Linked DNA regions of Mus musculus: regions 2 and 3 are each linked to region 1. A link is a loop called in an ENCODE intact Hi-C map of the cell type or tissue named here. Cell type or tissue: heart. All regions are shown on one strand. Links, peaks and the distances in the headings refer to the core of each region. The heading gives the core; the rest is flanking DNA.

Evidence for each region. A loop is a pair of places that touch in the nucleus more often than their neighbours do. Peaks named below come from ENCODE experiments on the same cell type or tissue, not always from the same donor. Only the 100,000 strongest peaks of a DNase experiment are listed, where the experiment ranks them.
Region 2: a loop joins it to region 1, with 2.2 times the contacts of the local background. A loop is called at or near these places in 9 of 42 quality-filtered maps.
Region 3: it touches region 1 in a loop (2.5-fold over the local background); 11 of 42 quality-filtered maps call a loop at or near these places.

What each region holds. Positions count from the first base shown.
Region 1 is chr11:77,789,692-77,796,989 of GRCm38, reverse strand. All of the region lies in intron 1 of Myo18a (myosin XVIIIA), which reads right to left. Among named protein-coding and RNA genes, the nearest start is that of Gm10277, 4.7 kb to the right of the region's middle. In heart, for the core only: no CTCF peak of the experiment used is centred there; DNase peaks (open chromatin) are centred at 3,589, 4,929 and 5,609; H3K4me3 peaks cover 1,815 bases; H3K27ac peaks cover 3,242 bases.
Region 2 is chr11:77,494,172-77,501,469 of GRCm38, reverse strand. It overlaps Git1 (GIT ArfGAP 1), which reads right to left. Exons shown (of 20, transcript NM_001004144.1): 2 at 2,372-2,505; 3 at 1,841-1,953; 4 at 1,626-1,731; 5 at 905-1,122; 6 at 729-823; 7 at 356-398. Among named protein-coding and RNA genes, the nearest start is that of Git1, 4.4 kb to the right of the region's middle. In heart, for the core only: a CTCF peak has its summit at 3,768; DNase peaks (open chromatin) are centred at 2,559, 2,679, 3,419, 3,939 and 1 weaker place; H3K4me3 peaks cover 2,198 bases; H3K27ac peaks cover 3,389 bases.
Region 3 is chr11:77,505,047-77,512,344 of GRCm38, reverse strand. It overlaps Git1 (GIT ArfGAP 1), which reads right to left. Exons shown (of 20, transcript NM_001004144.1): 14 at 7,094-7,298; 15 at 6,969-7,022; 16 at 6,755-6,841; 17 at 6,592-6,665; 18 at 6,283-6,465; 19 at 6,103-6,166; 20 at 4,571-5,949. The coding sequence ends at 5,737. It overlaps Trp53i13 (transformation related protein 53 inducible protein 13), which reads left to right. Exons shown (of 7, transcript NM_001024920.1): 4 at 2,619-2,747; 5 at 3,072-3,269; 6 at 3,354-3,888; 7 at 3,968-4,246. The coding sequence ends at 4,080. Among named protein-coding and RNA genes, the nearest start is that of Trp53i13, 4.6 kb to the left of the region's middle. In heart, for the core only: a CTCF peak has its summit at 4,135 (motif pointing left); DNase peaks (open chromatin) are centred at 4,014, 5,204 and 5,944; H3K4me3 peaks cover 1,265 bases; H3K27ac peaks cover 1,367 bases.

The DNA of each region.
Region 1 (7,298 bases), core at 1,185-6,184:
ATGAGGCGGACTATCACAGGATCCTGGGGCTGTGTTCAAGGAACAATAATTCTACTTAATATAATTCTACTTAATAATGCCCTCAGAGATGAGAAGGTAGCTCAGTGAGAGAACACTTGTTCTAGTATGCTTAAAGCCCTGGATTCAATCGCCAGCCTGTTAAATACATAAATCCTGCCCCTAGAGGGGGAGTGGTGTGGCCAGAAACTCAGACATGCCAGAGAGAAACTCAAAAGTCCTTCCTACAGGTGAGAACACAGTAAGACTCTCTGAGAGAGTTGATATTTATGTAGCCTTTAACCACACCATATTGTTATTATTGCTGCTACTTCATTACTTACTGTTAATCTCTTACTGTGCCTAATTCATAAATTAAACTTTACCATAGGTATGCAAAGCTTTGGGGCATTTACTATGGATCTTGAAACACAACTCCCGTGGATGAGGGGGAAACCTCTGTACCATTCTATACAATCTCTCTCCGTGGAAGCACAGTGCACAGTGTGCACAACATATAATAATAACCAAATACTATTTTCAGTAATCTTAGGCCAATGTAATTTCTTACGCAAACACGCAGTTGAACTCACTGAAGTTTATTGTGTGTACGCCTTGACTACAGAGCCTAAGTCAGTGTTCTGAATGGCCATCAGTTCTTGTCATGTGTCTAAGCCATCAGGACCACTTTCGCCTCCTTCATTTGCCATCTGTGGAGACTGGTCCTCTAGCCACAGTCAACTCCACCTTGCATGCAAGCTGCTGTCTAGTTGCTCTACATGGCAGGCTGCATACAGCAAATCACGCCATGTACCCACAGCTAGACAGCTAGGTGATGGTTGAGATGGTCAGAAACCCTGATGAGGGAACAGGGAATACACACAAGCATACAGCTTTCCCTGACCTGTGCCTTTTTGTTGTCTGGCCCTGAAGATAAACACTGGGCAGCACTCAGAGCCCAGGTTTACAACAATTACATTGCAGACTGGAGCCACATAAAGTAGGACCTTGATGCTGGGGACAGAGTGGTGACCTCAAGAAAACTGTGTCCATCTGTCCCATGTCCATCACTCTGTAAGTAACCCCTAATAAATTCAGTTTTACTCATCAAAATTAATTTGGAAGGTTGTTGCTCAGTGGTAGAGTGCTTGCCTAGTGTGCTTGAAGCCCTGTGTTTAAGATCCAGCACAGCATTAGACACACATACATATACACAAACTTGAATAAGTCACTCTTCTGGTTATTGGTGCTGGGGGCATACTTAATTTTATATCTTCCTGAAAGACTTACTCAAAGCTATCCTACTCTCTAACACCAAGCACACAGTAGGTATTCAGCAAGCCACTGGATTTACCCAACTCATCTAGAAGGTACAGTAATAAGCTGGATGGAATGGGAAAGAGGATATCCACAGGGGGCCAAAACTTTAGTGCTCTGCATTGCTGTGCTGTTCAATCGATGAGGTGAGAGGTCCTTGGCCCTGTAGAGAGCTGAGTAGAGCCATGGGAAGCCAGATGGGAAGTTGGAGGAGGCGGGGGAAGCTGGCCCTGCAGCTAGTAGTGCTACATGTGTAACATCCCACGGGGAATGCTATGGGGAAACACAGTCTGGTTCTTTTCCATCTCTGGAGAACTGTCCTTTGAGCAGGCATGGGTAGAATGTTTGTTATGGTAACCTATCACTCGCCCACTCCTGGACTCTGCTTAGAGACGAGGCACATACAAGGATGGGTGAGTGGCAGTGACTTAGCTTCTGACTTCCCCTCCCCAAAAAACATGACCAGCAGAGGAAAGAACAAATACACCCCAACAGTCATAACTGAAGTACGAGTGCGCTCCTCCAGCACGGGCACAAGGAAGCTCTGGGAAGGCTCAGAGGGTGAGAACTTCTCTTGGTGAGGGGTCAGCCACACAGGGTGCAGTTTGGAGCCAGGCCATGAAAGAGAGGGGGGTTTATTTATTTATTTTTTATTCATCCATAAAAAGAGAGGGGCTTTATTTGTTTTTCGTCTATTTATCTGGGGGACAGGGTCTCACTATAATAGTACTCCAGGCTGGCCTCCAACTCACAGTGACCTTACTCAGACACACAAGTGCTGTTATTTTTTTTTTAAAGATTTATTTATTGATTATATGTAAGTACACTGTAGCTGTCTTCAGACACTCCAGAAGAGGGAGTCAGATCTCATTATGGATGGCTGTGAGCCACCATGTGGTTGCTGGGATTTGAACTCTGGACCTTCGGAAGAGCAGTCGGGTGCTCTTACCCACTGAGCCATCTCACCAGCCCACAAGTGCTGTTATTACACATAGTAGGTTTATCAGAAAATACATAGGGTGGAAACACTAAAACTGAGGTTCTCCTTAAAACTTTAAGGAGAGCATGTTCCCCTGCTCCAGCTGTCCCTCGTTCCTCCTGAAGATCTTGTAAATAAATATATATGTATATACATATATATGTGCATACACCACACACACACACACACACACACACACACACACACACACACACACACGTTTAGTTGGGCATGTTGGCCCACGACTTTAGTTCCTGCACTCAGGAGGCAGAGGCAGGTTCCAGGCCGGTCTGGTCTACAGAGTGAGTTCCAGACCAGGCAGAGATACACAGTGAGTCCCTGTCTTTAAACAAATAAATAGCATTTGTGTGTGTGTGTGTGTGTGTGCTCAGTCCATCAGGCTGAGATGGCTCAGTGGGTAAAGGTACTTGCCACCACGTTGGACAATCTGAGTTTGATCCCAGAATCCACAAGACGGAGAGAAGCGAATCCACAAACTCTCATTCATGTGTGCTGTAGCATGTTCATGCTTAACACACACATACAAATAACAGTAAGTAAATGTGAAAGAGTCTATAGGGTTGCAACACGGCTCAGCAGTTAGGAACGCTGACTGCTCCTCCAGAGGACCCAGGTTCAATTCTCAGCATCCACATGGTAGTTCACAACCATCTTTAACTCCAGTTCCATGGGATCTGGTGCCCTCACACAGACATACATGCAAGTAAAATACCAATGCACATAAAATAAAAATAGTTACAAAAAGAATCTACTGACACTCTTTTCATAAATGAGTACCAACGACATGTTTGTATTACTAATTTACAGTACCTAATAAAACAAATGGAACTTGTTGTTTAGGGAAGTTTAGGGAGCCCTGTTTCAAGCACTCAGCCCTAAGGACTTGGGAGAGACCACAGAACTTCTGCTTCCTGGGTAGGGGAGCGCCAGCCACCAATCGTGACAGGTGCACCCCATCAGAGGACGGCTGAGGTTCCTCAACAGCAGCTTTAAACACAGCATTTACAGAAAACGCTTTAGCAGGGGTGTCTCCATATTTTAATGACACTAAGTGATCAAGAGATACTGAAAGGGAAGCAGCCAAACTCCTTAAAGAAGCCGAGAGATGACCTCAAGAGGGTGAGGGCTGGTAAGTGGAAACCTGTACTGTCCGAAAAGTCCACACACGGGCAGCCGTAGTGGCCAAATCGGCCTCAGACCTGACTATCACTGCACTTCCTGTTCCGCCTAGCCGCCAGCGCATGGGTGGAGCCAGGTTCAGCGCATGCGCTAGGAACTCAAGAGCCACTCCGCCCTGCAGTGTCCCCAGATTTTCCGGCAGAGGGCAGCCTTCCCCTTCTCATGGACCTGCTGGCACAGCCAAGGCTGCAGATTTCACCTCTGGTGGACCCGCCCCCAGAAAGCGTCCTGGGGAGCTGAGGCTTCAGGGGGGCTGCAGCAGCAAGATGGCCTCTCACTTTACCCAGGAGAGAGATGGCAATGGAGGTGCAAAAATGCGCTGGGCGCCTATATTTTTTTTCATTACTAACTTATCCTTTGTACCTGAAATAGCACCAACACGTAGATGTTTACTAAGTGTTTACTGATGGAAAAGTGAATGAATGAATACCTGAGTTTATAGTTCAAAGATTTAAGCCACGTCTTGAGTTTTATAGTGGCGAGCGGCCTCAGACAAGCAGTAAGTGGAGTCAGTGGGCATAGGGAGGGCAGTCACAGATCTCTGTCCCAAAGACTCAAGGATCGGCCACTCCGGCCCTCCATTCCACCAGACTGCAGTTTTACACATCCAAAGGTTTGCTCAGAACCCTGTGTACGAGCGCACCATTTTTTTCTGCTCTACAAGAACAGGTGTCTACCCCCAAAAACTAAACCGTCAGATCCTGGATACATAGAAAGACTACCTGATTGGTGGCTCCGGGGGTACCGTTTCTCTTTGGGGATTCTCAGTCCCTGGGGATTTCCTCTGGCTCTGGGGATTTCCAAACTGCCTCTGCCTTTCCAATTTTCCACAAGGCCCAAAGCCCAGGACCTGTCTTGACGGTTTCACCAGGCTCTGCCTCAAATCTCAGGGAGACTTGGGTCTGAGTCTACTAATTACACCGCATTCACTATATTCACATCCCATCCTGTCTGGCTGACATTCGAGAACAAGCACAATGAAGCACTGTGTTCTTTTCATATAAACGACCGCTTTTCTCTATTTCCACAGAAGAATAAAGGAAAACCAGCTTAAGGGCTGGCCACACTGATTTAATAAAGCCCAAGGAAGGTCTTCCAGGGTGTGAAAGCTGGCATCCTCATTCTTAAAGGCAGAGAGGCTCCTTCAGGCACTCTCAGGTTCCCCTAAACAGAGGCGGGGGGTAGGGGGGCACACAGATCCTGTATTTGAAGATCTGTGTGCTCACTTCTTGAGGACCTTCCTGGGCCTGTTTCTAGAACCCTTTGAAGTAACAACAAAGCCAGCCCAGTCCCCACAGAAGCAGGAAGAGGTTTCTGCTTTGCCTACCTGGTCTCCGCCCCCACCCCCACGTGCAGAGCCCGCCAAACCCACTGGGCTTGTGAGCACCTGTGTGTTACCAAGCTGGGCAAGAGTCGCATTTGGCAAGGCGGGGAAATACTGCCATAGTGTGGTGGCACATTGCCAGGGACCTCTTGTCTCTAGGGCATCAGGATTCCAGAGTTGGTGAAGTGGGGAAATTGCCAGAGAACAAACCTTCCTTCCTGACAGGAAGGAGAAATGCCACCAGGCTCAGCCTGGGGAGGCGGGTGGGGGGAGCTCTCTGCAGAAGGAGATAAGAAGTAAGAACTGCTTCCCCGCCCCCACCCCACACTTCTAGGAGCCATCTGGAGCTGTAGTGTTCCACACAGTAGCCACTGGCCACGAAAGCAATTTAAATTTAAGTTACATTAAAAATACCAGGGATATTTTGTATTAAATTAAAATCAAGTAAAATGTAAAGTTCTGCTTCTCTGTTGCACAAGCCAGGTTCCAAGTGTTCAGAGGCCACGTGACCACAGGACATTTCTATTTTGCAGTGTGTTCTGTTGGTCAGTTCTGGCCCAGGAGGTCCCCCTCCAGGCTGCTTAAGGTCACTCTTGGCCAAGCGTCCTTCAGAGGGTGTCCCTGACTTGCTGCTGTCCTCCCCCGCCCCTGCCCACAGTCTGCTTACACCCTTGTCCCATGTGTGGAGTCTTGTTCCCTGGGCCTCAAAAAGAAATGGGGGAGAGAGAGCAGTCACAATTAGCATCCAGCCAATGAGCAGAAGCCAGATGCCACAGGGCTGGAAGGAGACTGAAGGAAAGCCAGCCTCCACCCCAAGGCGCCCCGGCTTGGGAGAAAGCCCCTCAGCCCAGCACAATCCGCCCTTGTTTCCACAGTCCTCGGGCCAGCACTGGGTAAGATGTCTGGAATGTAGCGGCCTGAGGGTTTCCCACCAGAGCACTGGCTGCAGGACTCCCAGAAAGGGGCCTAAGCAAAACCTTCAAGGTTCATTTCAAGGGCAAATAAAGTCAATGAAGTCACCTTGTCCCTGGCTGGCCAGGACTTCGGCCATGGGGTACTGACGGCCAAACTGGACATCTCCCTCTAGACAGCCTCATGGGACAAAATGAGGGTGAGGACAACGGACTCTGGGTACCTGCTGCAGTGACGCAGACAAGCCCTACTAAGCCTGGTTACATAGAAGAGTGAGACCACTGAGCGGGTCTGACTGGTAGCACATCCTACCACAGGGCCTGGAAATTTTCTCAGGGAAATCCACAGAAGAGTCTGCACAAACTCCTGTGTGTGGTAAGGATGACACCAGGAGATAGCAGGTGAGAGCTGCCTTTAAATCCTGCGCCTCTCTTCTTGCTTAGCCTTACTGGAGATGGCTGCTGGGAGCAAGACAGGCATGAAGACAGTTGACAACAAAGAGCAGAGTAAGCTTATCAACTGGAAAACAAACAGAAGACCTGGAGCTCAAAGGCACTGGTCCCAGACAGACAGAGAAAACTCAGCACGGTTTGAAGAGCGGGAGTGAAACTATAAAGAGCAGGCTGGAGCTCAGGGCAAGCTGTCCATGCTCAGAGGGACCCTGAGGAAGCTCAGGCTGCTTCCCCAGCTCCACTGGAAGGACACTGTGGGAAAAGGCACTACCCCGAGGACACGAGCAAAGAACACGCAGCTGCGTCCTTAACTGGAACAGAGCCTGCAGCACTTCTGCACACAGATGGTCTCACTCCAGACACCAAGCACTTCCTGGGGTTCAGAAGTGGATTGACGAGGGTGCTGCTCTCTCTCTGGAGCCCCGAATGATCGTCATCCCCACAGTCATCCCCACAGTCCTGGTCCCACCTGCTACAGTTTCAGTTAGCCACAGTCAACTGCAGTCCAAAACAACTTAATGGCAAATTCTAGAAACAAAGGATTCATCAGGTTTCTCATTTGATGATTTTGTTTTGTTTTTCTTTTCTTTTGTTTTGTTTTAATACAGGGTCTCATGTAGCCCAGGCTGGCATCAAATTTGCTATGTAATTCAAGGTGATCTTGAATTCCTGTTTCTCCTCCTCCACTCCCTAAGTGGTGGGATTCCTGGTATTGATCACGGCATGTGGACATTTGTAAGCTTTATTACAATGTTCGGTTAGGATTATTTTATCTTGCTGTTACTGTTAACCTCTTACTGTACTTAATTTATGAATTAAAATTTACCGTAAATACCCATGTACAGGACATAGTATATGTAGGTGTTGGGCATCCACTTTAGGTCTATTACCCTTTGAGGTGATGGGAACCACTTTAATAGTTTTTGAGGCGCTATTCAAAGTGATTTTAAATGCACTATGTCTGTCAGCCCTCACAACACTTATAAGCACCATTATTACTCTTGTTTTATAGCAGAGGGAAATAAGGCCCAGAGAGATGAAAGAATCTGCCCAAGGTCACTCAGCCGGAGGCAAGCCAGCCGAAAGCCACACATCACCCAAAATGTTACCAAAGCCA
Region 2 (7,298 bases), core at 1,352-6,351, 300 kb after region 1:
GTTCTGGCCTACTGGACTCCAGTTCCAAAGCCACCAAGTTCCCTGTAGCTATCTTCTTCCTAGAGGGAATACTTCATCCAAAGGCTACACGGCAGATCCAGTCTAGTTAGGCCTTTCCTTGAACCTAAACCCTCCAGACATTTAATAATCACAAGGTTCACATGCACTGCTGTATGCTGAGCTGACACTCCTAGCCTTGAGGTCCACAGTAGCAGGGACTACTAATTCCCGTGTTGCTAGTTAATGTGGGCATAGGGTGGGAGGCCAGGCCTCTGAAGCCTAGAGAGAGGCAGGGCTCTGGGTCAAGTCACCTTGACATCTAATAGCTGGAAAGGGGCATCAGGTGGGCACTCACCTGTCAGCCATCTGTGGGATGATGTAATGCCCATTCTTGTGATCTGAACAAAAATAAAAATGCCAAGTCATGGATGGCAGGTGGCGCCAGTATCCAGGAGCCCACTTCACCACCGTGAGCAGGGTTTGACACGGAGGAAATGGAGGTCGGCGGGATACCCCAAGAGCATTGGACGCTGGCTGGAAGTCAGGCCCACCCCCACTCCTTGGCCCCAACATACTTGCAGCAACCCAGAGCCTGCAGCAATTTCACAGGAGCCAGTTGCCTAGCAACACAGTTCCCCAGCTGGCTTTGTCACTATGGCACCTGCTGCTTGGGTGTGTCTGGGTCCCACCTGCCTGGCCTAGTCAGGCCCAGCTCATTCTCTGCTCACCAGGCTTTCGTCCACAGAGATAGAAGGCCAACCGGTCAGTGAGCTCATACTGGCACTCAACTAGCCTTTCTGCCAGTTCATGGTGCCCCGCCTGCCTGTGGGGAGGGGACACGGCTCAGCCACACAGCAGCAGTCACTCCCCTCCACCTACGCCTCACCCTTTAGCTGATTCTCACCTGGCATAGTCGATGGGTGTGCGGCCATTGACATCAGGAGACCCGGGGTCAGCCCCATACACTACCAGCAGCTCAGCCTGCAGTGTCTGCCCTGCCTTGGCAGCCACATGTAGAGGTGTAGTGCCCTTTTCTGGGTGAAAAAAGTTGGCCTGGGCACCCAAGGAAAGCAGGCGCAGACATGTTTCCAAGTTGCCTGTTCGCACACTTGAGTGCAGTTGCTGCGAGGAGCAGAGTGTGCAATAAATGAGTGTGACAGATAACGTGTGCCCAAGGAACTTCTCCCCTAACCCCACAACTGGCTGTTCCTGGTACTCCTACAGCTCCAAAGGGCCAAAACCAGGCCATGTCAGGCAGGCCAGAGGGCTTCTAACTACAGGATAATGCCAATTAATAACAGCGGTTGTGTTGCCAGTCACTATCTTCCATGAGCTCTGCTTGGAACAGATACCAGCTAGAGGTGGGCCTGTGATTACTTTCCCATTTTTCTGGTGAAGAAATGAAGGCTCTGAATAGCTGAGCAAGGCCCTCGACCTCAGGGTTCCCTAGCTTTCAAGTGGCAGACGGACGGGAGGCCTTGTGTATCCACTTGGGAGCAGAGGCATCTTAGCCATCAGCAGAATGACACAGCCCCAGAGTGTCTGCACTTCCTGCTTCCCCTGGCCCTACTGCCTCTGGGACCCAGGCCTCGGGTGTCGTGGGTGTGGGAGGGGGCCCCTCACACCTTGCTGAGGTCTTTGGCGGTGACCCCATCATCATCACGGCAGGGAAGCTTGTGCACGAACGCCAGCATCTGGTACTTTGCCCTGATGAACTCTGACTTGATGGGGCTGCATTGGAGCACACAGGAAGCAATGGGAGCAAGAAGCTTAGGGAAGAGACCTTTCAGGCCCCGTCCCAGGCACACGGTCTGCCCACTGCCCCTGCAGCCCCACTCACTGGACTTTATCTTGGGGGTTGGCTTTGCGCCGGCCACTTTGCACTTGCGCAGGGTCCAGCAGGGAGTGCTCCCAGATGGAGTTGGCCCCGTTGCTGGCAAGCGTGTGCACCATCTGTGGGGAAGAGATGCCAAGCATAGAGTGTCCACTGCATGCTGGGCACTGAGGGAGATACTCCCAAAGTGCCTGCTACAGCTGGAAACATCCCTAAGGGTCCTACAGTGTGTCTGGTATCCACTCAGGCCACCCAAAGTCATGTGTCCTGTTTAGCACTTCACGCTGGCTTGCCTTGGTGGGTTCGCCAAGCTTCAGAACGTTTCAGAGCTTGCTCAGCACACTGTCCAGATATGAGTTCAAGCTGCTGATCGGGGGGGGGTGGGGGGGGGGCCGCATGTTGTGAATAGGCGTGTGTGTGTGTGCATGTGTGTGTGTGTGTGTGTGCATTTGCATGCGCGCATGAGGCTGAGGGTGGGGGCCCCAGGGTACCTGGACCCTGCACACTGGGAGGAAGAGTCTCTGGTTCAGTCCCTACCTGGAGCAGCGTAGGAGGCCAGGCGCTGTGGCGCAGGTGCTTGACAATGGAGATGTGTCGTCCCAGGCTCCGGTGCACACTGCAGCACTCGTCACAAACCAGCACACCTCTGCTGATAGATGCCCAGCCAGGGTCTGGGGGAACAGAGGTGGGAAGTTGTTAGGGGCCAGAGGAAAGGCCCTACCTCCAGAGCACTCATCAGGGGCTGGCACATGCTTAGTGCTTCAGGCACATTTACTCAGTCTCCTCAGGAGCCCAGAAGTTGGCCACCAGCCCTTTCCTCTAACTCCTCTGGGAATGCAGGGTCCCCAGTGCTCCTCAGCGGGTACAGCTTCCTATCCCACAGCCACGGCGATCAGTCTCACAGCCTCTCCTCAGGGATTAATATTGCCACCCAGCCACTCCATAGGGAGGCAGGAACCCCGATGCCACACATCACACAGTCCTGGATATGCTCCTGTTAGACCCCATCTGACAGCCTGCTCCAGCCTCAGGCCACAGTCAATGTGGGTTTGTGGCCTTCAGGACAACGGGACTAACCTTGTCTGAGTACTCAGCGTTTACAGCCAAGTATTCAGCCCATGATTCCTTACAGGAAGTGCTATCTTGCTCTACAGATGAGGATTAAACAGCTCAGAGAGGTCAAAGGGCTTGCTCAAGGTCACACAGCTAATAAGGAGTGCTGCTGGAATGCAGAGCCAGACACCTCACTGCCAGAGACCAGGCCAAGCCTAAACTTGCTGCCCTCTGCTCCCACAGCCTCAGGATGAGTCTGGGGAGCCACTCTCTAGTCCTTGGGGTGAAATGAACTTGGGAAACAGGAATGGGGGCTCATGGATGGAGCTCCTGGGTCCTCAGGGTAGGAGAGATGCCACCACACCAAGTCCCTCTGGAAAGGGGAGGAGACAACTGCACAGGGCTCAGGCTACAGAAAGGAAAGGTCATGGGGGAGAAAGCGGCCATTGTGTGCTGTCCAGAGTGGGGGCAGGGAGTCGCTCTTCCAGGACACTCTGCTCTGCCCAGGCCCCCACCCAGGCTCAGGAAGCCTTGTTCTGGGGGATGGGGCTGGCTCTCTGCCTCGCCTTATTAGAACTCAGGATGCTCAGCAGTGGAGGCTCTCAGGGGCTAGAGTAATCTCTCCCATCCATAAGACAATTCTTGGGCCCTTGGAGCCAACGTCACCATCAGAGTTCCCAGAATCATGAGCAGACTGAGTCAGGGCTGAACTGCTGCCCATGTTGGGGGTGTCCCCCAGTACAGTGTGGAAATGGGAAGTGAAAGCTGTCTTTGGATTCGGGCTTCTTTTGGAATCTCACAAAACAAGGCAAGGAGGGATGTACAGTGACCACCACACACCTTCCCAGGAGATGACTTTTAAGAACTGGGGAAGAGATCAGCCACCTCTGCCAAGAGGGGGAGCCCTAGAGTACTTTTGTGTTGGTTTTACCCAAACAATGAGAACCACGCCCCCCTAGGGCATGGAAAACTCCCTTCCCCCACTCCCAAACACCACTGGGTCAGGGGGTCTGCCTGCCAGTCACCTCCTGCAGCCCAGGCAGGAAGCGGGAAATGATGCAGCCTAAATTCCTCTTGTTGAAGAGGTAGGGTTTCCTGTGAGTGGGGAGACGCCCAGGCCGGGATCAGAAGCGGCCAGTCCTGAGGCCTCCACCCGAGGCCTGTGGCCCTGTGGAGAAGCCAGGCCTACAGGAACCAGCTTGACATTCTGGGCCAGTGGTCCCAGAGCCTCAAGCTCTAAAGCCTTCCTGGCACCTTCTCCCTGCTTGAGAAGGGTCCTCCTTTCCCCTGCTGTGACCTCCAACAGGAAGGGAGGGCAGGGGACACTGCTGATCTTAGTCACACTGGTGCCAGCTCAGTTCTGGATGACACAGATAGGAAGTCTGTGTCTAACAATTCTACCTGTACTCTAGGTCCAAATGACCTTGGCTAGCCAACGGAGCTGCAAACCCCACCTCCACCAGATCTGAAACGGAAGGGCCAGGAAGGGTTTCTAAGAAGCTCCTTGCAAACTGGGCAGGAGGGTAGGGAACATGAGGCCTGGGGAAGGCAGTGTCTTCCTCTAGCTGCTCCACAGGCAGGTGAGGGCTAGTGTGACCAGGTTATCAGAAGGGACATCAGGATAAGATAACTGGTGCCAACCATAGGAAGGTCTCTAAAGAAAACTCATGCCGGGGCTGGTGAGATGGCTCAGTGGGTAAGAGCACCCGACTGCTCTTCCGAAGGTCCAGAGTTCAAATCCCAGCAACCACATGGTGGCTCACAACCATCTGTAACGAGATCTGACGCCCTCTTCTGGTGTGTCTGAAGACAGCTACAGCAGTGTACTTACATGTAATGAATAAATAAATTAAAAAAAAAAAAAAAAAAGAAAACTCATGCCACCACCAAAAGCTACTAGGCCAGCAAAGGGCCAGAAGGCCTGGACAGAAAGCCCAGGCTCAGGCCTCTCCCCCTCTAAGCTAAGGGTCAAGCCCTTGGAAGAGGCGAGAAAAGAAAACTGTGCTAAAAGCAGGCAAGAGGAATCCAAGGGGAAGGAGGTTTCCATTGGGGGTGTGGTCAGAGGTGGGAGCTGTAGAGAGCTATGGAAATGTTATATTCACTGGGCAGAGTGGTGGCCACATAGGCTTACATATGCCTGAAACCCACAGGATAGCCACGCATGGTAGGGCATGCCTTTAGTCACAGCACTCAGGAGGCAGAGGCAGGTGAATCTCCAGCTTGGTCTATATAGTAAGATCCTGTCACAAAAAAAAAAAAAAAAAAAAAAAAAGACAGAAAGACAGACTACAGGACAAACACTCACCTGGCTATACAGCCAGCTGGGCAGTGCTGGTGCATACCTTTAATCCCAGAACTCAGGAGGCAGAGGCAGGTGAGTCAGAGTTCAAGGCCAGTCTGGTCTACAGAGTGAGTTTCTACAGCTAGGACCATATAGAAGAGACCTTGTCTTAAACTGCACACCCCCCCTCAAACAAAAGACCACTACCATATTTGTTCTTGTAAGAAGGCAAATGAGTCTGTACATTGCCCTGCAACATATTCCCCAGCTCTGGTGACTTACGGCCTGGGTATCTGAAGATCTTTCCTCCAGCCTATCAGAATGTAAGGCCCGATGTAAAGGTGGTGGGTTGGGAAGTGAACGTTTGTTAGCCAGGCCAGAGTTCTTGGGACCAAGGCAATGAGGAAGAGTAGGCAGAGGCAAAGTAAGGGGACAATCACCCTGTGATTGTGCACCCTGACTCCTGCCCTCTCCTGGATTCCCAAGGCAGGCAGGGGCACAGCACCTGGTAAGGTGACACAAGCTGCCACAGCAGCCACATTGTGTCCTTGCAACATAGTCACACCTGTCTCTGAGCACAGGCTCACCTCCTACCTCTATCACACTCCAAGTTAATAAACTACAAAACCACCATGACCCCACTCCATGATCTCACTCCATAGCCCTGGCTGGCCTGGGGATCTGCCTGCCTCTCTGTCTCTCAAGTGCTGGGTTTAAAGGCATGTGCTACCTACCATACCCAGACAATAACAGAGTTCTATCACAGTGACTCTGTGACTCTGGGCTATAATGGGATATATATGGACTATATTTTATCATATGCATGGGATATGAGAAGGTCAGGCATGCTTATGCTCTCTTGTCTGGGATGCTATAGGCCTAGATCAAGGATGCCATTGTCTGTCAGACCCAGTGTGGCACAGGGCACTCCTGACAAAGACCAACACTTGTACCTGGGGAATGGCTGCCACGTGGCAATCACTACACTACACACTAGGTGCTAAGGTGGGATAATGAGGAAGACTGTCAACGCTCTGCCCATCTGCTTAGTAATTTGCATTCTGCATCAGAGAGAGGAAAAGAAAAGAATCCTGAGGCAGGCCTGCCTCTGTCACATGAGGATGGGGGCTATGAGCTCAGTGGCCTAACATCTAACACACCCTGTTCCTCCCAGCACCGACTGGGTGTCCAGAGGCTGCAGCCAGCCAGTCACAGACTCTATCTGCTCCAGAACCAAGAATGTAGACTGGGAAATGCAAGGGTCCTCAAAATCCATTTCTGTTCCACCTGAGACCCAGAGTGAGCAAAGCATCATAGAATAAGCTGGAAACAAAGCTACTACCTGACCCTGGCTCCCCTGATGGGGCCTGCTAGGCTCCACAGACACACCGCTCATCCATTCAAGGCCAACCGGGGAAAGGGAGTCGTCATTTCCAGCTAACTAGGGGTATGGATGTCCATCTGTAAACGGATCTTCTAGGACCCTCCAAACCGTGACATATCCTAAGGAGGTCTCAGGGTCAGTCACCTACAAGGTGTCCCATGTTCATGACTCTGCAACTACCCACAACTCCCAGTACTCCAGTTTAGATCATGAGAATTACAGGACCATCATTCCTTGGGCTCACGGTCAGATCTTGGGATTTTAAGGGGTGACTACAAGTTATGGGCCTGCATATCAGCACTCCACACTCTCACCTAATCACATCTTCATTACCCAGAGTCCATAAGACCCCGAGACTGTATGGAGACACAGCTTCTTTTATAGAGGATGGGCAAAGGCCAGAACTTCCTGCCTCCAGCCAGCTGCTGAGTCCCATCAACGGCTGTGTCCTCCCAGAGAAGGGACCAGCCTGGTGAGTTGTTGCCCTCCCTTCACTTCCTCAGCAAGCCAAGGGGGCTTTCACAGCAGCTCAGACCGACTCACTCTGCTGGTTAGTAGGGAGGAAGCAGTGTGTAAGTCCAGTTCGCTCAGGAGTCAGCTGGACCAGGGGAGCATAAGCAACCTCACCGCTTTCTCCTATCCAATGAGCTAGAGACCAGGAGGGATCGGCGTCTAGACTGAACCAATACCTAGCACACCTTCTCCAACAGGCCTACCCGGAACAGGAAAAGCTGAGTCTAGATGTT
Region 3 (7,298 bases), core at 1,352-6,351, 280 kb after region 1:
TTCTGTCCCTTCAGCTTTGAGAAGTGAGTGAATAGTGCTTGGATTGCAAAACACTATATCATGTTAGCAATGTGTGCTTTAATGTGTTGTAAACAGTTCAATTTTTAATGAATGCTCTTTTTAAAAATTGTTTATATTTATTTTATGGGTATGAATTTTGCCTGTGGGGTATTTTTTGTTGTTGTTGTTTTTAACTTTGGTTAGTTTTGGTTTTTTGATTTTTTTTTTTAAGATAGCACTTCTTCATGTAGCATTGACTGTCTTGGAACTCACTCTACATACACTACAGTAGACCTGGCTGGCCTTGAACTCACAGACATCCACTTGCCTTTGCCTCCAGAGTACTGGGATTAAAACCCTGTGCCACTGCCTGAGGCCTGTGTGTTTGTATATTCAGAAGAGATGGATCTGGAGATATAGGTTGTGAGCTGTCATTTGAGTACTGGGAACTGAGCCTCTGGAAGAGGAGCAAAAGCTCTTAACCACTGAGCTGTGTCTCCAGCCCTCCACCTCTCTCTGACACAGGGTCTCATGTAGCCCAAACTGGTTTCAACCTTCTTCTATAGCCAAGAATGGTCTTATTTATTTTATTTTATTTTTACTGTGTTCCTTTTTTTTTTTTTAAGATTTATTTATCATTATATGTAAGTACACTGTAGTGTATGTAAGACACTCCAGAAGAGGGTGTCAGATCTCATTACCACCATGTGGTTGCTGGGATTGAGCTCTTAACCGCTGAGCCATCTCTCCAGCCCCCTCCAAGAATGGCCTTAAAGCTCTGATCTTCCTGCCCGTTGAAGGGCTAGGATTACAGCAGGTACACCACCGGACGTGGCTGTCTCTTTGTTGCATGTAATCCTTCTGTTTAAGTTATTTCATTGTTCAGAATCCATCTGACTTTATGACTTATTTATTTTTAGTTATGTTTACAATCCACCTGTTATGGCTGATTTCCCCTGTCTGACTTAAGACTTGCATTATCTTCATCTGATTTCTTGATTCGTTTTTCTCCAGCATCACAGGCCCTCACCACACATGTGAATCCAGGCTCATTTCCTCTGAGATACCTACCTTCTTTTCTCTGGTTTCTTTTCTTTTCTTTTCTTTTCTTTTCTTTTTAAAGATTTACTTATTTATTATATGTAAGTACACTGTAGTTGTCTTCAGACACACCAGAAGAGGGTGTCAGATCTCATTACGGATGGTTGTGAGCCACCATGTGGTTGCTGGGATTTGAACTCGGGACCTTTGGAAGAGCAGTCAGTGCTCTTAACCGCTGAGCCATCTCACCAGCCCTCTGGTTTATTTTCTACTCCCAGCCTATCAGGATCTGAAACCCACAGCTTCACACCCTGGCCCAGCAGAAGTCACAGCATCCCTTTCCCTCATACTTTGTCTGCCTTTATCCCATCCTCTTACCGTTAACTGAGCTGTCTGGACATGGTGGCGTAGACTTTTATACTCTGAGCTACTCGGGAGGCTGAGGCAGGAGGCATAAATATGAACTCAAGGCCAGCCTGGACAATGTTGTGAGACTGACTAAAACTTAAGGGGGGAAAAGTGAAACGACAGTTGAGGATCGAGCTTGCTGGTAGAGTGTTTGTGTGGGTTCAGATCCCTAGAACTTCCACCTCCACTCCCCAGATCTCCCCAGCCCATCTCTCTTTCTCTCTTCTCTCTCTCTCACTCACTCACACACACACACACACACACACACACACACACACACACACACACCCCGGTTTGAGTTGTATCAGTTTTTTACTTCCCTGAATTTCTCTCCCCCTACTCCATGGCCGTTAGAGGTGGGCTCACCTAGCCTAAGCTAGCCTGGTATTTACTGTGTACCCTGGTCTGGCCTTGAACTTTCAATCTTTTGTTCCAAATGGCTGGGATCCCAGGTGTACATGATCACACCTAGCTTTCCTTGAGTCTCTTATACATTTCCTCAAGGCCTGGGAGTTCTCTTTTGGTGTCTTTTATAGCACCCAGCACAGGTCAACTCAGAATAATGTCCGACGAAATGCTCCTACCCTGGGATCGTGCAGTCAAGTGTGTCTGGACACTCCTGGGAGAGCGCGAGGATTAGATGGAGAAGTAGAAGACTTGGTCTTTATCTGAGGGCCAGGGCTGGGACTTGTAGAGCCATTGATGCATACACAGTCCGAGATACAGCGGAAGCCTCCTCATTCTCACTGGGCTGGAGATACAGCTCAGTGGTTAAGAGCTTCCGCTGCTCTTCCAGCGTCTGTTCCCAGTACTCACGTGACAGCTCACAACCTATACCTCCAGATGCAGGGGTCTGAGGGCCAGGGACACGGGTCAGTGCGATCCCCAGCACCGTGTGTGGGGGCTAGGGAGCATGTCTGGAGTCTAATGGGGTTACAGCCATGTGGTCTTGCCCAGAGGTGCATCTTTGGGGGGGGGGGGTGTGCACTTGATGGAGAAGAGAAGTGAATTAGAAAGGATTACATCTCAGTACTCAAGACCCTTTGCCTTTTCCTGGAAGTGGATGGGCACTTTCTGGTAACCTCCTTATCCTGGCACCTAGGATAGGAAACGCTGTGATTCTCTGGGAGGGTGCTGGGCCTGGCTTGATATCTCTGCCTTTCCTCCAGGCTGAGGGTATCGCCTTCTTCTACCACCCCTGTGCCCACCCCTGGCTGAAGCTCCAGCTTGCACTCTTGGCCCACCTGTATGTGGCTAAGCCCACGCTCATTCCTGACTTCAGTCTCACGTGGGACCGGGTAAGTGGTTAGTGAAAGATGTGCTAAAAGAAAAAGAAATTAAAAATGTCAAAACAAAACAAACCCAAAACAAACAACAAAAAACCTGGGCTTGGTGGCTACCATCTTTAATCAAGTACTCTAGAGGCAAAAGCAGGCAGATTTCTGAGCTTGAGGCCATCCTGGTCTACATATTGAATTCTAGAACAGTGAGAACCTGTCTCTTCCTCTTCCCCCCACCCCCAAACTAGGGTGTTGTGCTACGGAAGAGCGAGGCACTATGGGCAGAGGAAGGAAAACTCAGGGTCTTCTTCCATCTTAGCTCTACGTCACCTTCTTTCATAGCCCTTGGTGCTGACAGCATGGGGGACTGCACTGGAGCTGGCATGGATAGAGCCAGCCTGGGTTGCCCACTGGCTGAAGAGGCAGCGGCGGCGGAAGCAGAGAAAGAGTGTGTGGTTTCTCTCTGACAATCTTTTTGGGCCCACTCCCACGATGCCAGCCTCCAGAAGAGGGAAGCTGTGTGGGAGACGGTGTGTACAGGTGAGGGGTGCTGGGACCAGGCTTGCTGGCAAGAATATTGGGTTAATAGAGAGTAGGGGCTGAGTCCTTTTCTATTCTCCTTAGGCCCCGACTCTGGCCTTTGCTCTACGGAGCTGGCGACCTCCTGGTGCACAGGTGACATCTAGAGGATCCGGGCGGTCCTCGATCAGTGTTGTGAAGAGAAGGGGTCTCCGGGCTGCCCTTGGTCTCCAATCCACGCCCCCAGGCCTGAGGGTTTCCTTGGCCTCTTCACAGAGCCTGAAGGCCCAGCAGTTGACTTTGGGAACCTCATCTGTGGCCCCGGTCTCCTTAACGACTGGGGGACCTGGAGGCAATGGTAGGTCCAGGACAGAGGCTCAGATGCCCAGTGGGCAAGGCAACCATGGAGGTTGTGCCTGTCCGGGTCAGGTTTCCCCAGCTCCTCGGGCCGCAGGGCCTCCCCGGGTAGCCCGAGGGCCCACTCCACGTACTGAAGAGGCGGCTTGGGCTGCCATGGCCCTGACCTTCCTACTAGTCCTGCTCACCTTGGCCACACTTTGCACGCGACTGCACCGGAATTTCCGCAGGAGCGAGAGTATCTATTGGGGGCCCACGGCAGACAGCCAGGACACCGTGGCTGGTGAGAAGAGCCCCCCTCCCCCTTTCTGGTGCGCCCAATGGCTGGAATTCCTTGCCCTTGACTTCTCACCTTCCCACAGCTCTCCTGAAACGGAGGCTGCCTTTGCCTTCGCGCCGGATCAAGCGGTCTCGCAGACGGCCCCTGCTCCCACCCACACCGGATAGTGGCCCTGATTCGGAGAGCTCCGACTGAGCGGCTCCGCCCCTCTGCGACCGCTGCCACGTGGGCCGTCCGCGGGCGCCCCCTGGCGGCGGGCCGAGAGGCCCTGGAGGCTTCACCTGGTTCCTGGAAGAGTAGCCTTGTAGCTTTCCTGATACAAATTCCTGTTTCTAATTAAATTATTTTAGTAGAATTCGGAGTCGTTGGGAGATTGTCTCTTGCCCTCAGTCACACTCCTTTCAGGTCTCTAGTCAGTGGCCCAGGGCTATTCGAATCACATCAGGCCGGTTTCTAATCAAGTGGCTTGGTGCTCAGGTGCTGGCACTCCTCTCACTAGCTCACCTTTCTGCAAGTCTCTCCGCCCAACACACACTCCTGACTCTTCACCCCCAACCTTAAGCTTGCTGTCCTGCCTCAGCCTTGCAAGGATTGCAGAGAGAGGACATGGTAAGTAGCAGCAACAATGACCTGAACCAAGAACTGAATACTGGGCTAAGCCCCACCTCCAACCTCTAGACATCAGAAGTGGCACATGGTCACTTATTTATTTTTGATACAAATGTACATGACACACGTTCTGACAGCTACCCACCACCACAGGCTAGGGAAGGTGGTTGGGGAGAAGAGCTGGTGGGTGCTGTCAGTGCCTTGCCGGCCTTCCCAGCTGCAGCCAGATCCCCAGGCCTTCAGGGGTGGGTCACTGTAGGTGCAGGTAGTGATGTGGGTGCTGGCCTTGCAGAGGCTAGGGGGAGGGGCTCAGTTCCACAGCCACCAGCTGAGTTGGGGACCCTGGGGAGCCAGCCCCAGGCGCAGGTGCTGTCCTCTGCCTGGCCAGCACACTTCCCATAGGGGTCGGGGAGAGATGGAGGGAAGTGGTTTTCCTTTTAAGTTTATAGGACAGGGATACAAGTAGGGGCAGCAACTGGACCACAGCTGGTGACCCTGACAGTCTCCCTGTCCCAGGTGGGGGGAGAGGGGCTGACTTCCAATGCTGGTTCCACTACTCTGGTTCCCCTGCTCCTCAGAGCTCCAGGTGGGCCAGGTCTCTGGAACGGCACTGCCGCTCACATCCTCAGTTGCAGGAACGCAGGGACACTCAGTTACCACAGAGTTAAAATTAAGGGGTAGGGAGAGGAAAAGACTTTCCAGTGTTTGCTGCTGGGGACCCTGGCACACAAGTTGGGGCCTGTGCTCTAGGCAGGGGCCGTTTGGCATGAAAGAGCAGCAAGGGGGGGCTGCTGGCTACAGGACAGAGACATCCAGAGATAATGTACAAAGGAGGGGGTGCCCCTGCTCGGCCCCCCAGGGCTAAACTGGCTCATGGGGATAGGGTGCAGTAGGCGGAGCTGCCCCATCTGGAGTGTCCCTGCCCCACACCCTTTGCTGAGGGCGCCTGGAAGGCAGGTGAAGAGCTGGGAGGGGTTCCTTGAGGCTCCTGCACATCAGCAGGGCAGGGATGCTATGTACAGAGGGAGGGTATGGAATGTGGGAGACAGAGGCTCCTGTCACCTCACATTTCTGTCCTTGGGGCTTGAGGGGAGGGCACCAGGGCACCTGGATGCCAGAGGAAAACGGTGGCACTAAGGGCACTTGTGCCAGTGGCTCTGTTGGGGGTGGGTTAGTGTCTGGAGTGGCCCAGCTCCCATGGCCAGTGAGGTCCCAGGGTGTGGGTAAGGGCAGGGAAAGTGGTCACTGTTTCTTCTCTCGGGTGGTGATGGTGACCAGCTGCTTGGCAGCCTTGGCGATGTCATAGGCGCACTGGATCACCTGCTGAGTCAGCAGCTGGAAGTCCACAGGGGCGCCCGGCTCTGGAGGCACTGTCTTCCGGCACTCGCTCTGAAGCCGGTAGGCGCTGGCGTTGAGCAGCCGCAGTGAACTGCGCACAGGCTCCAGGGCTGGCCTCTGGAGGGAGGAGTGAGGAGCCGATGAGCTCTGGACTTTAAGCCGGGCTTCTGACTGGCTCACTGTGCTCACCTCCACCCAGGCAGCAGTCAGCTTACCTGCATCTGCCCCACCCCAAGGCCCTCCCACTCTGCTTCTCGGTGGCCCCTGTACCTTTGGGAAGAGAGAAGCCATCTCAGTCACAGCCAAATGTATCTTTTCTGAACAGGGTACAAAGCTGTCAGGGAAAGGGGGTAGTTAGATGAGAGATTTCTGAGTTCCAGAGCCAGAGGACCCTAGCAATACCCTCCACCCCAATTCTCAGAAGTTAACAAGAACTTGTGCCCACCCTACCTGTCATGTTTGAACTCCTGGGCTGCCCGCAATAGTTCCTGAATGTTCTTGGTGACCTGCTCTGTCTTTAGGATGACGTCTTCGGTGCTGGGGAGCCCGGGGTCGAGGTCTCCATCTAAGCTCTCCAGCTCAGGGTGCAGCTCATCCTCCTTGCTCAGCTCTAGGAATCGCTTCCCTTCAAGCCTAACTCAGGTAGGAGGGGAAAGGAGCCATTCCAGCCACTGACGGCTTCTGCACCTGCATGCTGGGCCCTCACCGCCTCCCCTCCAGGCGCTCACAGGGCTGGGTAGAGACCCCCAGGTATCTCACCCAAGCAGAGGGTCCCCACTCTGTGTGTTCTCATAGTCACTGTCCGCACCACTGCCGTGGCGTGAGAGCTTGCTCTGGAGGGTGGGGAGGGGTGATGGGTGAGCACACACTCCTGGACCTGTGTAGCCCACACACTGCCCCTGGGCCCTGGGATGGAAATTACCGCGTGGCGACTTCCTTCTTGGGAGCACGACAGCAGTGGGGAGGAGGGAGTGAAGGGCACAGAAGAGGCAGACACCCCCTTCCGGATCTGAAAGCCAGGACAGGGCCAGAGTCAGTCTCCACCTGTACTTCAGTGTCTGTCACGCGTAGCTTAACAGCTACTGGGGCTGGTGACTCACGGGTTCAGGGTTCACCCTTCCCCAGGTCCTGCTTACCCGATAAAGGCCGGCAGGGACATGCACTGAGTAGATGGCATCGTCTTCGAGCTCCTGAGGGAGCAGGGCAGTGTCAGAGTTAGTGTGACCCTCATTTCCCCCACCAAGGCCAACAGGCTACTCACCGTGCTGTGGAAAGGCTGGAGCCGGGTGGCGAGCTCGTCCCCAGGTGTACCTCCAAAGGGCTTCAATGCAGAGCCTGGCTCATACATAGAGAAGGCCTGGCGGTCCCTGCGGTGGGTGCTTCCACCAGGCCCCATGAGGGTGTGTTCTGCCCGTTCACTGGGAAGTGAGGGTGGAGGCACTGGTCCGGGTGGCTGCCGAAGCTGC